Regions from separate parts of the Mus musculus genome. Here region 1 is linked to region 2. A link is a loop called in an ENCODE intact Hi-C map of the cell type or tissue named here. Cell type or tissue: heart. All regions are shown on one strand. Each heading gives the region's core, and the rest is flanking DNA. Links, peaks and the distances in the headings are about the cores only.

Evidence for each region. Hi-C counts contacts between places; a loop is a spot of excess contacts. Peaks named below come from ENCODE experiments on the same cell type or tissue, not always from the same donor. Only the 100,000 strongest peaks of a DNase experiment are listed, where the experiment ranks them.
Region 1: it touches region 2 in a loop (2.8-fold over the local background); 3 of 42 quality-filtered maps call a loop at or near these places.

Annotation. Positions count from the first base shown.
Region 1 is chr10:85,333,654-85,341,993 of GRCm38, reverse strand. It overlaps Gm34712 (a long non-coding RNA gene), which reads left to right. Exons shown (of 3, transcript XR_380648.3): 2 at 5,204-5,321. Gm40730 (a long non-coding RNA gene) reads right to left here and starts at 2,981. Exons shown (of 2, transcript XR_871919.1): 1 at 2,945-2,981; 2 at 2,042-2,424. In heart, for the core only: no CTCF peak of the experiment used is centred there; no DNase peak of the experiment used is centred there.
Region 2 is chr10:85,217,852-85,226,191 of GRCm38, reverse strand. No RefSeq gene overlaps it. Among named protein-coding and RNA genes, the nearest start is that of Cry1, 37 kb to the right of the region's middle. In heart, for the core only: no CTCF peak of the experiment used is centred there; no DNase peak of the experiment used is centred there; H3K27me3 peaks cover 1,273 bases.

The DNA.
Region 1 (8,340 bases), core at 169-8,168, 120 kb before region 2:
AGAACTCAGTTCCTTCCCAAGAGCAGTACGGTGTTTTAACCCCTGAACCATCACCCCAGCCCCAAACTTACCTCTACAACAACCTACTCTCTTCTTATGTAGCTCCTGTGGTGATGGCATTAACCCACGATGATGTGAACTCTTGTGATCTCATCAGCCCCTACCTCCTAGTGGCATTCTGGCAACTGGATTTCAACATGAGATTTGAAGGAAATGTTCAAACCATGGGAGCTAATACAATAATTGAGTTAGGATTTTTTTTTTATTCCCCCCCCCCATATAAACATTTCAAGCTCCCCGCTCTCCCTTTAAGCTCCTTTCCCCACCAAGTTAGATATGTCTGTTTTCATAAAACTTTTCCGTCCTGAAAATCTTCAGATTTGTCTTTGGTCATTTGAAAGTTGATTGTTTAATTTCCAGATACTTAGCCATGTCCTACTTGAGCATTGTTATTTATTTCTGGCTGAGTTCCTCTGTGGCAGAGAGCGCAGTTCTTTGTGTCCATCCTTTGAAACTTGTTGAGACTGTATGCAGGAAGGGTTTTCGCTGTGGTTGTTGGATCTCATGTTCTATATATATCAACTAGGCCACTTCATAATCATGCTGGCTTCCCTATCCTTGTTCTACCTGTGACTGAGAAAGTTAAAGTCCCCAGCCATGCATATGGATTTGTCTGTTCTTTTTAATTCTTTCCCTGCTTTCTTCATTTTGAGATGTTTCTTCACAGTCCGTAAAAATGCACAAATTTATAATTTATTGTGCACTGGCCTTTTACCATTCTGAAATACTTCCTTATGTTGCTATAAATTCTTCCCTAAAAGTCTGCACTATTGAATGTTAATAATAACTATGCCAGCTTCTGTGTGTTCGGTGTAGGTGTATCTGTGTGTCTACATGTGCCTGTGGAAGCCAGAGATTGATACTGGGTGACTCTCTCATCTGTTTCCTCTATGTTTGGGGGAACAGAGTCTCATATTGAATCCAGAGCTTTTCAGTTCATCTGGGTTGGCTGGCCAATGAGCTTAGAGGATCCACAAGTATGCGAATATCCTTATGTAACACTGTTAGGTACAATGAAAAGCTTCAAACTGTATTGTTTTACTGGATCTCATCATATTAAGAGAGTTACATCAGACAAAAAGACAAAAACCGTACGCTTCATATGTTCTATTTATGAGATATACAAAAATGTGTGTATATGGGACAGGAAACTAGAAGTTTGTCTGGGAAAATGATTGTGAAGAGTGGGGAGAGGGAGAAAAGGGAGTTCGAGGCCAGCCTGGTCTATAGAATGAGTGCGAGGACAGCCAGGGCTACACAGAGAAACCCTGTGTCAAAAAAACAAAACTAACCAATCAGCCAAACAAACAAACAAAAAACCTCCCCACCATTATGTACAGTGACTATATGCCAATAAAGGTTTAAAATATATTGTTATCTTGAACACTCAATGTACCCATATATTTATGTTTTCCATCTATCTTCTACCAAGCTCGAGCCAGTTGAGTAATGTCTTTTATCAGTTTAGGGGAACCCCATCACTGCTTTTCCACATACTGGCTTCCTCCTTTCTCTGTCTTGTTCTTCTGGGATTCCACGCACCTGTGTGCGCAGTTTTACTGTCCATCCCTCATCTCTCCTAGATTCCTAACTTCATTTTCATTTTTTCCCCATGTTTTCATGCTCTCTTAGTCTATGTGCTTGCTCCTGACAAATTCATCAACTCATTAACCCTTTCAGCTCTTTGTAACCTGATCACGAGACTCCACATATTGAAACTCAATAGAACCCCAGGCGTTGCAAGTTCTGGAATCTTCACTTACCAATTTAAAATTCCCTGTGTTTGTTTCCGTGTGATTGAGCATGTGTGAGTCTGGCAACTGTAGATGGACCTCCAGCTGCATGTAAAGCTCCAGGCAGTGCTGTCTTCCTCCAGAGGTTAAGTAGCCAGGGAAAGGCAAACAGACAAACTTGTTAAGTCAGTGATGGCCTGCACTGAAAACCAGGCTCCAGCCTTTATGAAGAAAAACGGACTCCTAGCTAAGCCATATTTCTGAACTTTATTTTTGACATAGGGTCTCACAGTGCAGCTCAAACATCAAGGAACAAACAAACACCTTGGCTCCTTCCCTTTGGCAGACCCTTACTCCTTTCTGATCCCTGCAGCCTCATGAGTCTACTGGAAGTAGTCATCGGGCTTTTACTTGATCATCCTTGCTGTTCAGTTCTCTGGGATCCCAGACGATGCTTGACTGCCAAGGTGTGCTTGCAGGTAAAGGCCAGTCAGGCTCCTCAGTCCTTGCTTCCCTTCTTTCTGAGATCTTGGGCTCTTGCATCTTTACAGCCTCGGTAGTTTTCTGAAGTATTATTCCAACCAGCTTTTTCCGTTGTCCTTGGCAGGAGAGCTGGTCTGAAATTAGGTAGCTATTACACAAATACCGAATGATTACCATCTATTAAAGGCTTGACTATGTTAAGCACTTGTCTAATCTCCATATAACCATTCATTTAAATAGCATAATAACCCAAAAGTCTACATTCTCTTGCTTTCTATTCTTTATGGGGAAGAAAAGTAGTGACCCGAGGGACAAGTGGTTTGTTTAAGATTATACAGTATACACAGCATTTAAGAATTTAAAACAAGAAAACTGAATTTAATACCTTTTCACTTCTCTGGGGTTCCTTAAACCTTTGGGGCCCATGAGGTATAGCTTCTGCCTTATATTAAATAAATACACATTTTACTTGAGTGATTTTCTGTTACTTCCAGTCAAGTAATTTGTAATCAAGCCGACCTCCCACCAGAGCACGTCATTATTGATATTCTTCTCCCCAGTTCATTCTTATTATCCCCAGAGCTCCTCGTATCTTATCATCTTCCCTGCCTCATTTCATTTCCCTTGTTTTTACAAGAAAACACATGGGGTGATGTCCTCCTACCCACCGTGCCAGCATCCCCCCTTTTGAGAAGTACCGGAAATAGGAAGGCTAAAAGCAGGCAGCCACGTGGAAGAACAAAGTCCTCCACCAAGGTTAAAATTCCACCAGGCGCGTGTTCCAAGCCCCAAAGCGCAGCATGAACAGGAGGTAATTGAGCCAGCTGCTGAGATGCACGAGCCACATCCCCCCAACACATTAACCTGCCCGCCTCCGCTACGAAAAGGACCCAAGGCTTCCATTTTAGCAGCATGAGGAAACACACCATTTTCTCACGTCATTCCATAAAAATCCCCTCCTGGATCCCTGCTCTTAAAAAAGAGTTAGAATACTCACGAGAAAAGTCCCTGCACATCCCCACAGCCTTTTATTTGGTGAATCCTTACTTTATAAAATGTAGCCAGCTGTTTATTTTCCCACTGTTAGTGAGATGTGATTCCCGTGGTGGGCTTGGGAGTGAGGTCAATCGTGGTCCATTTCAAGAACTAGATAAGGGAAAGGCCAAAGGAAGATGTATGCCATTGAACCTGGTGGAAGCATTTCCTCTTCTCGGGGTGGCATGAAGAAGAGGATGCTAGACAACCATCTTCTCAAGTGGCTCTGCTGCTCTCTGCCACTCAGTCTCTTTGTAGAAAGAATGTAGAGATGCTGCCATCAAGAACTCCAAAAGCAAGCTGGGCTGTCTGTCTCAGAGGATTCTAACTTTCTCCACCACTAACAGCGATAACGAGAACAAGAACAGACCATTCCATTGGCTATTCGTTACAACACGATTTAAATAAATAATCAACAGGAAGGCATGTATTTTTATCCAACTTCTACAGAAAATGTGATTTTAAAGATTAGGTAATTTGCCCAGTTACTCTATAAATAGGAAAGCCATGACTGTAATAAAAGTCTTTCTTCTTTTCAAAAATCTACGCCCCCTCTCAGCCTCTGCTCTCTGCCTGATCAATATTGGCAATATGTATTTTATAGTAAGGCCATATCTGTGCCATGAGATGAAATTACTCTCTCACAAAGGTGGAAAAAATATGTTACCAAACTACTAGATATTACTTAACAAGATATTAGACAGAAGCTTCCTAGCTCCTTGAATGAATAGCTAAGGCAATGAATCAAAGTTACTGATACCCAAATATCTAAAGAGATCTAGAGTCAGATATCCACCCAGGACTTCTTAACAGAAACTCCTGTACTTTAAAACAGGGAGGGGGTTGTGGCGCTCTGCCTGCTGTATTGAGAAGGGAAAATTCCCTTTCCCTACAGCACAGAGCTCAATGTTTCCCTGTCTTAACATGACAGCCAGTTTTTTTTTTTTTTTTTTTTTTTTGTCACAAGGCCCACTTTTATTCTTCAAAGTTATGGATAAGTTCAAAAAGATTATATATATGTATGTATGTATGTATGTATGTATGTATGTATGTATGTATGTATGTATATTCACAGTATTCAAAACTAAAAGGGTCAAAAAGATGGCTTAGCAGGCATAGAAACTTGCTGCCAAGTTGACTCCCCAGGGTCTATCCCAAGATTTCCCATAACAGAAAAATACTTGCTGGGAGCCAATCCTAGCAGTCAGACAGGACCTAGCAGAGGAGACACGGAGCAACTGGAGGGGAGCAATGGATCATTGAGTCAGAGACCATGGCTGGGTGAACCTTGCATCTCTGGTTGACCTGCGGCCAGAATGTTTATTTATACAGATTCCACAAAAAAGTCAAACTTATGGTTTCAGAGGACATACGGATCATCTTGTTTTATTCCCAGGCAGTGTTCCAAGTGCACAGAAGATAGGCATTATCAATCTCAGATCATTTTAGACTATGTGAGCATTTATGGCGTAGGACATCTTAGTCTTCAGGAGAGTGGAACATTAAAGAGATAGGAAAATGTTGGAATCAATTTCAGCAAGTTCCCAGTCCTTGAACAAGGCACCATGCTGGAGGTACAGCTTGTGAGTTAGCCTGGTTTCAAAGCTCGGAAGCTCTCTCTCCCAGGCTGCAGGGTTGCTTGGTCTCTTCACTTGTTTTCTCTGTGTTTTTTAGTTAAAAGACCTCACTGTAACTTTATGTGAGCCAGTCTCCTTATGATTGGTAAATTCTTATATTTCTTTTATATTAATTTTATGCCATCTCTCTATACTATCAAAGTCTGTTTTAGGCAAACTAATTGTGTTATTTTTGTTATCTGAGGGCAGCGTCCTGTAGACTACATATAGAAGAAACCTGTAATCTGTTCTGTTGCCGAATCTATTGTTTCTCAGCTTGCTTAGGGGCAGGAGTGCCAGGAGAACTCGGGGATTATCCAACTTTTCTGTGCTTCTTACAATCTCCATGGTGATGAAGACTCTGGAGGAGGAGTACGGACGACCTTACTCCAAGGTGAGGAAGACCCCACGAGTGCAACACGGAGAGATCAGAAACCCAAGGAGAAAGACAGACAGAGGCGAGAACAGCATCAGGCTCAGCATTGCTGGGCTGCGTCCCACCGCTGCCGGGGGCTCCATGGCTCTCGCCATCTTTCACTAGTCATGGCTGCACCCAAAACTGACAACACAAGTTGCCCTCTGACCTCCTTATCTCCCTACACAGGCTGTGGTGCATATATAAGCACATGCATACACTAAATGTTAAAGACAGAAAATAAACTTAGAACATTAAAATACTTCCTTTCTAACATATTAAAAGAAACAGAAATATGTTTTTGCTACAGAGAGGGTGGTAGTCTCATACCACCAATACCACCAACAGCTGTATTCTAGTACATGTCTCTGCTTTTATGCTATTGCTTTGTCTTTCTTTGAGTTCAGATAGAAGGATCTGACTCACAATAAAAAGGACGACTCGTGTGTGTGTGTGTGTGTGTGTGTGTGTGTGTGTGTGTGTGTGTGTGTGTGTGTGTTTCCAGGCTATGGAAATTCTTTGATATTGCACCAAAACTTGACAAACATGATAGCAAAAAAATTAAGGATATCTATGAATCCAAATGTGTCATGTGCCTTTATTCTTTGTTACATTAAAATTCTTTAGATTCCCTCCTGTGCAGATGAATCTTTTACTCATTGTAACATCATATATTGATCTGTCTTTTGGAAGTATCAGTTCACTTGGCTGTATCTTCCAAATTGACATGTCTTATCATTTTAGCCCCAGATGACATTCATCTGACACCAGAACATCATTAGAGAACGTGAAGCTCCAGGATCATAACTCCAGATGCAGATTTTATATAATTCCAGTTTCTGCTTGAAAACTAAATTTGGTTGTTGGCAACAAAACTACTGGGGACAAAATGTCCCTTGGAAGTGGCAGGAGCCCTTATACATTCTCAAAAAAAAAAAAAAAAAAAAAAAAAAACCAGATGGCAAATACCCCAGTGAGTGTCCCAGTGCTTTCTGTGCCTGCTGTTCCTGCGAGCGGAAATGGTGCTCTGAGCAAGCAATGGCTCACCCAGCTTACAGCTCCGATGGAGACGTCCGATGGAGACGAGCTCTTTTCTTAAGATAGGCATCTTCGGTCTGCAGTGAAAGTTCTGTACATATCCTGCCTGTTCCACCACAAACAGGACTGTAAAAATGTCTCCTGAATTGAGGCTCACTAAATTCAATAATTTTCACTTCTTTTAGATTTTAAGTGAAATTAAATTGTTTTATTTCTTCTTGTGAGTGTTCAGTGTCAAAGGATTCAGTCTCCTAGGACTTGAGGGTATGAACAATGCTCATTCATGCTAGGCTACCAGCATCATCACCTACCACTATGTTATACCAAAGCCAACACAGTTGGGAAGGCAAATGTAACCCAACCAAGGGTCATGGAGGCACTGCCCTCCCTTCAGTTTATGGTCCCTAGTCTAAGAACTGCCTTCCTCACCCACCCCACCCACACACCTGCTCTCCCGCCTACCCTCCCTCCCCACAATCCCTAGAAAATCACTCATTGCAGTGCTTGCAAAAACGGGACACTTGCTCCCTCTCTGGATCTTTATGGAATTACAGAGTCTATAGGCAAAGTCCGCTGTTCTCAGAGATGAGTTGGAATCCTGGGGTACCATGAAAAGTAGAAAGACCACAGCGTAATATTGTAAATTTGGGTCCTGAACAGGCCTGGCTGAGGAGGAGAAAAGAGGGTCTTCTGGTGATCTGTACACTTTGACAGAGTGTCTTTATAGCTCTACAACTTAGTGTGGCTAGTGGCTGTAAAATGAATTATTTCTAATATATATCTAAATAGTAAATTAATCCAGCAGCTGCATTTCCTTATCCTAGCTAATTCCCAGTAACCACACAGAGAATCCAAGACTTATTTTATGGCTTCCCTTCAGTATCTGGGCAGTCAATTGATTTATATTAAGCCCTAAGCAAATCTGGTTCCCTCCCAGCCATGATCCCAACTAATACTTGCAGTTAGGGCTTGCATTGCCCAGTTGAACTCCCTTAAGAATTCTTTCTCCCCCCACCCCCCGTGGCCAATCTGTTCTCCCAGCCTCTACCCCTTGGCTCCTACTCTCAGTCCTCCTGGGGCTGAGAGTAGTTGGGTGTAGCACGGAAACTTGCCGTTCTTTTTTAATATTTCCCATAACAACTTTCTAGAGTATTCCATAATACTATAGAGAGGAAGGACCATGAAGTCTGTGTGTCTGTGTGTGTGTGTGTGTGCCATAAAAAAAAAATCGACCATAGGCAAACCAACCATAGTCTTGGAAAAAATTTATTTCTTACCACTCTAAAAGCTGAACAGACTAAAGAAAGCCTCAGTAGGTTCAGAAACTGATGAAAGTCGGCTTCTCCTCGCTCAGACTTCATATAGTGGGAAGTATGAAGCCAACGTCTTTTATATAAGCACACTAATTCTGTTCATGATTACCTACCAAGGGCTCTCCCTTTAAATGCTGTCACATTGCAGGGTTGGGGTCTGTCTTAGAGTTTTACTGCTGTGAAGAGGCATGACCACAAGCAATTCATATAAGGAAACATTTAATTGGGATTGGCTTACACATTAATGTCAGGGCAGGAAGCATAAAAAGCAGACATGGTACTGGAGACATAGCTGAGATCTGCAGGCATTAGGAAGAGAGAGTGACACTGGGCCTGGCTTGAACTTCTGAAACCCCAAAGCCCATCCCCAGTGACACATTTCCTTTAACAGTGCCACACCTCCCATTATTGCCAGTCCCTGGGCCAAGCATTTTCAAACCATCACAGCACCCATGGAAATAATACTGTATTCTCCCTCCTCACCTCCCTCCTTCCCTTTCTTCCTCCCTCCTTCTTCCTCCTTCCCCTTCACCATTGTCTGGATGAGCTCCATGGATGGAGGGAGCGTTGAGTGAAGGAAGATAAGTGCTCATCCTGTCTGTATGGGGCCCTTCCTTCCGCTGTCTTCATGCCTCCTCATTTCACTC
Region 2 (8,340 bases), core at 123-8,122:
AATGGGGCTGGCTCTCCTATGCTATCATTAACTATGATAGTGTTCCACAGACAGGCCAACAGGCCAACTTAATGACGCACATTCTTCCACTGGGGTTCCCTGTTCCTAGATGACTCTCTGGTTTGTGATAAGCTGACAAACACTAATCATCAGATCTAGTGATTCCAAGCATCCCTAAACTGTGACAGCACCATGCCAGTCTCTGCCTTCACCTTCTCAGTGACTTCTCCCCCATGTGGCACCTCTTCTGGCTTTTATAAGAACACTTTTTACCGGATTTGGAAGCCATCGGCTGATCCAGCGTTATCTCATTTTGAATTTCTTATCTATGTCTGCAGAGAAGCTTCTTGAAAGCTACGTTCACATTTACAGCTTCCAGGGATTAGAATGCGGGCCACCATTCAATGCATCATATCTCGTCACAGCCAGTTCTCCTTATTTATGGAGGGAGACCTTTTATAGGATAAGCTAGTCAGTGAAACTCCTATGTGCCTTAAAAAGTTACAGTGGACTTTCTTTAGGTATTAGTTAGGTGTCTAGAGTCACAGGACTTACAGAATGAATACATGAATACACACACACACACACACACACACACACATGGTTTATTGGAATAAAAGACTGCAGTCCACCAAATCCAACAGTGGTTTGCTGCTGTGGATGGAAAGCCCGAGGGTCTAGTAGGCACTCAGTCTCATAAGACCTGATGTCTCAGCTGCTCTTCTGTATCCACTGGAATCCCAAAGAAGCCGTCTCCAGTGTCAGTGAAGGAATGGACGTGCTAGCAAGGTGAGGGAAAGCAGGTGAGAAACAAAACCGCCCTTCTTCTATGTCCTTCCATAGACTTCCAGCAGAAGGTATGGACCATATTAAAGGCATGTGTCTTTCCACCTCAAGATCCAGATCAAAGGTATGTGTCTTCCTACCACAAAGGTCCACACTAGAAGTGGACTACCCAATTCTAGCCAAGCAGAAAATCTCTCATAGATGTGCTCTCCGTTTCCGGGCTAGAGCTCATTCCAGATATAGCCAAGGTGACAATCAAGGTGACAATCAAGAATGGCTATCACGCTTTGTACATTAAAACAAAATCCCTTGTTGAGATAGCCTTTAAACCCTGCACACGTCCACGCCCTCACTTCCTGCCTCCCTGAACTCTGACCACACAGATCTGCTGTTCCTCCTGAAAGCCAACACACTCACATATGCCTTCCCAAGCTCTCTGCTCCCACCATATTGCCACTTTCGTCATAGCTCAAACCTCATCTTTTCAGCGATGGCTTCCCAGAGCATTCAGTCGAAGCTGTGATTTTCCAGGTTCCCTACCTCTCACTAGATTGTATATTTGTTTTGCAGTTTATTTCCATAATCCAGGATTATAAAACTTTTCATCTTCACTGTGCTAATTCTCGTTGCCTAGCCACTGCAGAAGAGTGAAAATGTGCATTTGTAATAGAAAGTTCTTTCTAACATGCAGCTAGACTCCAAGATGACGTTGTTGCTCAAGTTGTTTTCCAGAAGCTGAGGTCCAAAGCTGAAAGCCAAAAAACATTGGACAGCCCAAATTTTTAAGTTCAAGGAACTTTCTAGGAGCTACTAGACATTGAGCTCATTGGCACCCATGCAGGGATTTCTGAAAGGGCCCTAGGCAGCACATATACCTCATCTATAACTAATCACCCCTCACATCAGATATATGGTATGAAAAGTATATTACTGTAAGGGAGAAAAGATATTATTGTAGTTCAGTATATTGGTAAGAAAATGTCACTTTCCATATGCCAGGAACCCCTTTGTAACATTAAGTGACACAGACTGGATGAACAGTGTTCCCCAGAGCCCTATGTTCAAGCCCTAACTTCCAACGTAGTGGGTGTTGGAGATGGGGTGTTCAGAAGATAACAGGTTAAAAGATGCCATGAAGATAGGGTCCTGTTGATGGGATTCATAGCCTCACAAAACAGGAAGCGATCCAAACACCTTAAGAAGGTAGCACTCTGTAAGCCCGAAAGATGGTCCTCGCTGGACCCCCAAACACGCTGGGACACTAACCTCAAACTTCTAACTTCCAGGGCTGTGAAATTTAAACCTCTGCTATTTAAACCACCACCCTGGCTATAACATTCTTGTTATCTTGTCCCAACAAGAAGGGCATCCCCTTCTCTAATGACTTGGATTTTTTTTTAATCTCTAATACTCTGTTTTTCTCTCGAGGCAAGCATAATGTGGTAAGACCTCTTGAAGAATGTTCTAGAGACCTAGAAATGGCACATCAACCTTTTTGTTTCTCTCTCTATTCTGGGGGGAATAGAGGATGCTTCATGGGTGTAGCCTTAGATTTCAGGATCTTTGGTAAAAGGACACTGCTTACTTACTATAACTAAAGGGAAGCATCTTGGTAGAAGAACCACAGGAAGACAAAATGCCCACAGTACACTACGATATGACTAGGAAGAAGACAGAACAAGCCTCCATTTATCCCAGTCCTCTGAGGCCCTAGAGTGGTACACAAGACTTTGGAAAAAGCTGAGGTACCAACATAAACATAAACAGTTGAGCAGGCATTCTAAGGGCCTCTAGGCCAGGTTAACCAGGGGGCGTGGTCCTAAAGGATGAAAACTGAGAGTGGCCATCCACATAGAAAAGACTACACGGTGCTTGCAAGGAGATTGCCACTATCATTAGATAGAATCGGGCTGAGCCGAAGGGAAGAGATGAGGCATGTGCCCAGGATCCCTGGAATAAAAAATAGGTTGTCTCAGGGTCATCTCTGGCCCTCCACTCCAACCTCACTGGGGCTACAGAGAAAGTCATCTGTGTGGGACCAAGAACAGAACTGTCAATCAAGTCTGACAATGGGGTCATGGAAAGGAACAGTCATGTACACTTTGAAACAAGAGTATCCACATCACCTAGGCAACTAGAAAGTTATTAAATCTACCCAAGAAGTCACTGAAGGAGCCCTTCCCAGGGGGAAAGGAATATGACATAGCATAGTTGGAAGCATCGAATGAGAAAAATAAAACTTCAGAATGGTATCACATTGAAAAGAACTGGATCCATCCCATATACCTTATCACAGATTTGAGCTTCAAAACAGGTCTGTGGAGCTTCTGTATGGCAAAGACATCATCATTTGGACAAAAAGCAGCAAGTTATGGAATGGGTAAAGTTTTTACTAACTAAGCATAGGATTGAGGGCCAATATCTAAAATATATAAAGAACTAAAAAAATGGATATCAAGAAAGCAAACAGTCCAATTTAAAAATGGGGTATAGATCTAAACAGAGGATTCTCAAAAGAGGAAATTCGAATGACTGGGAATCACTTAAAGAAATATTCAATATCCTTAGTTATCAGAGAAGTGTTAAAACAATCTACCTTGGGATCTCATCTTACACCAGTCAGCATGGCCATCAACAATAAAGCAAATGGCAGCTTATGTTGTCAAGGATGTGGAAGAAATCCATTCGTTGCTGGTGGAAGTGTGAAGTTGAACAGGCCTTATGAAAATCAGTATGGCAGTTTTCAGGAAGCTGGGAATAGGTCCACCTCAAGATCCCAGCTTGTCACTCTTGGGCATATACCCAAAGAATGCTTCATTCTACAACAGAGACACATGTTCAGCCATGTGTAGTGCTGCTCTATTTATCATAGCCCAAAACTGGAAACAGCCCAGATGCCCCTCAACAGAATAATGGATAAAGAAAATGTGGTAAATTTACACAATGGAGTATTACTCAGCCATTAAAAAAAATGAAATCTTGAAATTCACAGGTAAATGGATAGAACTAGAAAATTATCATCCTGAGTGAGGTAACCCAGACCCAGGAAGATAAATATGGCTTGTAGTTGGTTATATGTAACTGTTAGCTATTAAGTCTTCCGTAAGCAAGTGATGGTTCATATAACCACAGAGGATGGAGATAAAGTCATGGAAAGGGGATGGATGGATTAATCTCCCTAGGAAAGGAGAGACAGAAACATCTGGGACTTGATTGCTGGCATCCAGGCAGAATGAAAGAGTCTGAAACGTGACATGCTTGACATGAGCCTCCCTCGGCAGAAGCATTGGTACAGGTGGGGACACACATGTGCATACACAGGCACACATACACTCACACATACGTGAACACACATGCACACTCATAAGCACGCGTGCACACACTCATGCACACACTCGCGCATGTGCACGCACACAAGTAGTATCTAGTAGTCTCCCTACTGTTTCTAAATTCAGAGTTTCCTCATCACTAGGTGGCCCTCTCAATGAGCCTCTCTCTGACCCAGTTGCTGCTGTTCTGAACACTGTAGCTCTCTTTGCTTTGCTGCTGTTGGGTTTTCTCCCTGGTAATCATCATTCACGTGCTAAATGCTTGGCTTACTTATTTTCTCCTTCCTTTATAAGAGCCAGAGTCTGCTTTGTTCATTTCCATGCCCTTCCCTCCTGGAGTGCTTCCAAGCACACGGGAATCCACGATACAGGGTTTATATACAAGCAAGTGTGGCTGATCAGGGAAATGGCAGTTTGGCAGAAATGAAACCTAAGACAGACTCACTAGCTAACATTTGTCATCTGTTCTGCTAGGAGGACACGACTAGAAGAGCAGAGGAAAAAGAAAATCAGAGGAAAACAGTCCGTTTTAAAACAAGCCGTTCTGTCCCCACACGTGGCTGCCATCATTTCCTCCTCCATAAGCTCCTAACATCGTACCCAAAAGCTGGGAGGCACGCAACCTGAAGCAAGGAGATAGGCAGTCTGGATTCTCCATTTCAGTCTCAGCATCCTCATTTAACACGACGAAATAGCTAATACATTCTGTGATTCGGGAATCAGAGGCTGCAAGCTAAGGTCTTACATAACAGGTGTGGCCTCACTTCCCTACCCCACAGTTCTAAAAGAAATGTTATTGTGGGTACCGATCTGCGCGAATAACGCTGCAGAGATGGACAGTCAGGGCAGGGAACCTGAGACTCTCCAAGGAGGCGAGCAAAGCCTTTGCCTTCAAAAAGAGACAGGAGAGGAGTGCAGTTTTGCTTTCAAGCCCCAAGGTGTTGGCCTTTGCCGTAAGGTAATCTCTTTCTTAGAGCGCCACCTACTGGTGCAGGGTTTTGCAGCAACGCCTAGCCTCGGCTTGTACAAGCACCTGTTCTCGACCAACCTCAGTGTGTTTTAGAAAAGAGTCTTACATGATACTTCAAAACAAGATCTCTCTCATGAATGAGGTTTCTATTGTAGCTTTACCATTAAAAAATAGGAAGAAGCGCTTTCTGGGCCTTAGTTTTTATAAGAAACAACAGGTCTTTTGCTGAAAATCTGTCTTCTGCTTTACAAAGCTTCCTTGACTTGGTAAGGCAAGCATATTCTTGAAGGGTCATGTGTGCTAGCCAAAATTAAATAGGGAGATTTACATTTTAATTGCAGCGAGGGACATCCCGCTTTAAGGAATCCCAAGGGTAATTGAACATTTTTCTAAAGTCAAACAAGCTCTCCAGTTGTGTTTGCTTTGAAACTCAGCCTCACCTTTAATTTGCTCCAAATTCAGGTCCACCTGTTCTCATAGCACGGGTTCTGGTCAGTTTTAAACGACAGCGTTTCACTCACACCCTCTTTAAAAAGCAAGCCAAATAGACTCCAAGCCCATTCCGAGCTGGCAGCGAAGCCCATGGAAGAGATTGTTTATGAGATGTTTTGCCTGCCTGGATCTGGGGGGTTAAGGAAGGAAACAGCCCACACGGGCTCCACGCTCTTGTCTTGCCCAACCATCCCTGGCTTGCCACATGATGTCCTCAGCAGCTACCCCTCCAGGGTGCTAAAATTACTGTTTTGATTCCCTGGTGCTGCCAGTTTATCCCCCAAATTAATCGAAGAATTTTGTGTGAAACACACATAAGGAGGTTAGTAACGAAGAGGGGAGGGGCCTAAGTAAAAAGGATTACACCTGACTCCACTGTGACCCAGGCAGGGAAAAGGCATTCGAAGAGACTGAGATCCTGGTAACAATGTTACTCATATCACGCAAGATCATTTAAGGCCAGCAGCCTTAAAAGATGCTATTAGATACTCTTTTCCAAGAAAAGATGGCTCTGGGGAATTCCAATGATCTTAAGTGTATGAGTTTGCATTGTGAGTAAATCAGAGAGAACTGAATTTAAATCTCAGCTCTACATCACTATCCTTTAAGATGCAAGGGAAATTATTTGTCCTCTGTTGCTCCGTCTTCGCAATCATAAGATGGGAAAATAAGAACACTTTCCTGGGTAAGCCGTCAGGACGGAGGAAGCAGCAAGAGTTCTTGGGAGGCCTCCAACGTGGTGATAGCTATTAACAATAATGACCCAAATGTCAGATTCTTCAGTCAACACTGACAAGGACATTCAAAGGCCAGAATGACATAGTAGAAACGGCACTGAGTTAGACTGGGAGACTGACAGCTTTGTCCACCAATGCAAAAAGACCATACCCTTACCACAAAGGGAATAAGACATGGCCATTATGAACCAAGTATGAGTGACCACAGTTCAGGAACACAGACTCAGGCTACCCCCCAGATGCCATATTCTACTGTGGAAGTGGTCACATGAGACTGTATTTGTTACAGAACAAAGGACGTCATAAACCAAGGAATTTAACAGACGTGGTGGTAGGGACCATAGGTAGGTGGGTTAGAGCAAAGCAGAGAAATATCTTCTAAAGGCCTTAGATGCTACCCAGTGGCATCTGTTAGTACATCCTAAGGACTTATCTAGCAGTCACAAAAGGTGTTGGATCACACAAAGAGGTGGACAATGGATGCTTCTTTAGAGCTCTAAGACGGATCACAATAATTTTGGCTCTGGACTTGCAACATTCCAACTCTTCACAATGACTCCATCAGACTTATAGAACGTTTAACACAGGTGCAGCATTTTTTTTTTCTGGGAACATCACATGCCCCAGCTCTGTTTGAAATTGTCTGTGACTCACAGCCAGTCCATTGGTTCCCTCTGGTCCTCATTCTCCTCATTTCCTAGATAAAATCACAATGGTAGCCAGAGATCTGTGGCTTTTATAAATGAAGATGAAGGGGTTGGTGCAATGCATCCGTGATTGACAGCAATCAATGCAGAGGACTCAGGTTCCATTCCCAGAATCCATGTGGCAACTCATAACTGTTTGTAACTCCAGTGCCCACCTCTGGTCTCCGCAGGCACCAAGCACGCATGTGCTATAATACATATGCAGGCAAGCACTCCTACACACACAGGAATTGTTTGAAGTGGCTTCCCAGCTCTGAGCACTAGAAATACAGCAATGATTACTCCTCAGAACTCAAGAAAAGCATTTCGATCTAAACTCCACTGTATTTTCCCCTTCCATTTGCAGTGTCATAAATATGTGCATGTTTTAAAGAAGGCCCTCTTGTAAATTGTTACTAAAGGCTTGGTTGGAAATGAGATCGGGGACAGAGTGTGAACACTGTCAGCCCCATGGAGGGGCCCTTTGGGCTCTGTCACATCCTCTCTCTATGGAGCTGGGAGAGCTCAAGTTTGGTGCACATTGGCTTTCCCTATGGAGCAATTTCTTGGATGGAATTCAGGCAAAAGGAGGAGCTGTGAAGGAAATGAGCAAATATCCCCCAAGGATCCGGTTTTAATCACCACCATGTTCCTCTCCTGTGGGAAGCCGTTGCAGAGTGGCAGTTGCAGAGTGGCAGTTGGCTACTGCTGGCCACCACACATACATAGACAGTGAAGGTTCTTTTGCCAAGATGAGAGACAAGTTAACCAATCAGATGTGAGACACACCTCTCCTAGGCCTATATAAGCAGTACCAGTTCTGGGCTCGGGGTCTTTTCGCCTCTACAATCAAGCTCTCCCAATAAACGTGTGCAGAAGGATCCTGTTGCAGCGTAGTTCTTCCTGGCCAGTCGAGCGCGCGCAAGACTCTCGAACTGCTAAAAATGACACGTAGGGAAGTGACCTTGTAATGAAGTCAGAACAGCAATGAGAGGTCAACCTAGAACGGAAGTGACTTCTAGAAAGGAGACTTATGACTTGTTTGATGGCAATAGCTTTTATTGACTCCTTGGCTTCGTTGATGGGGGATAGGTACATCACCAAGAACTGCACAGTAGAAATTTGTTTTCCAGAAACGTTAGCGTAGTCTCACTAACAAGTAAATGTGAGGGCCTGTCCCTTTAAGAACATTATAAAGCCCAGCTGTAGACATCATATATTAACCCTTCACAAGTGAAGTATTACGAGACAGGAATTTCCAATGGAATCTAATTATGCCTTTCCCACTTAACCTGCCCGACTGGCAGTGTCCAGGAGAATTGCTTAGGCCTGAGAAGGAC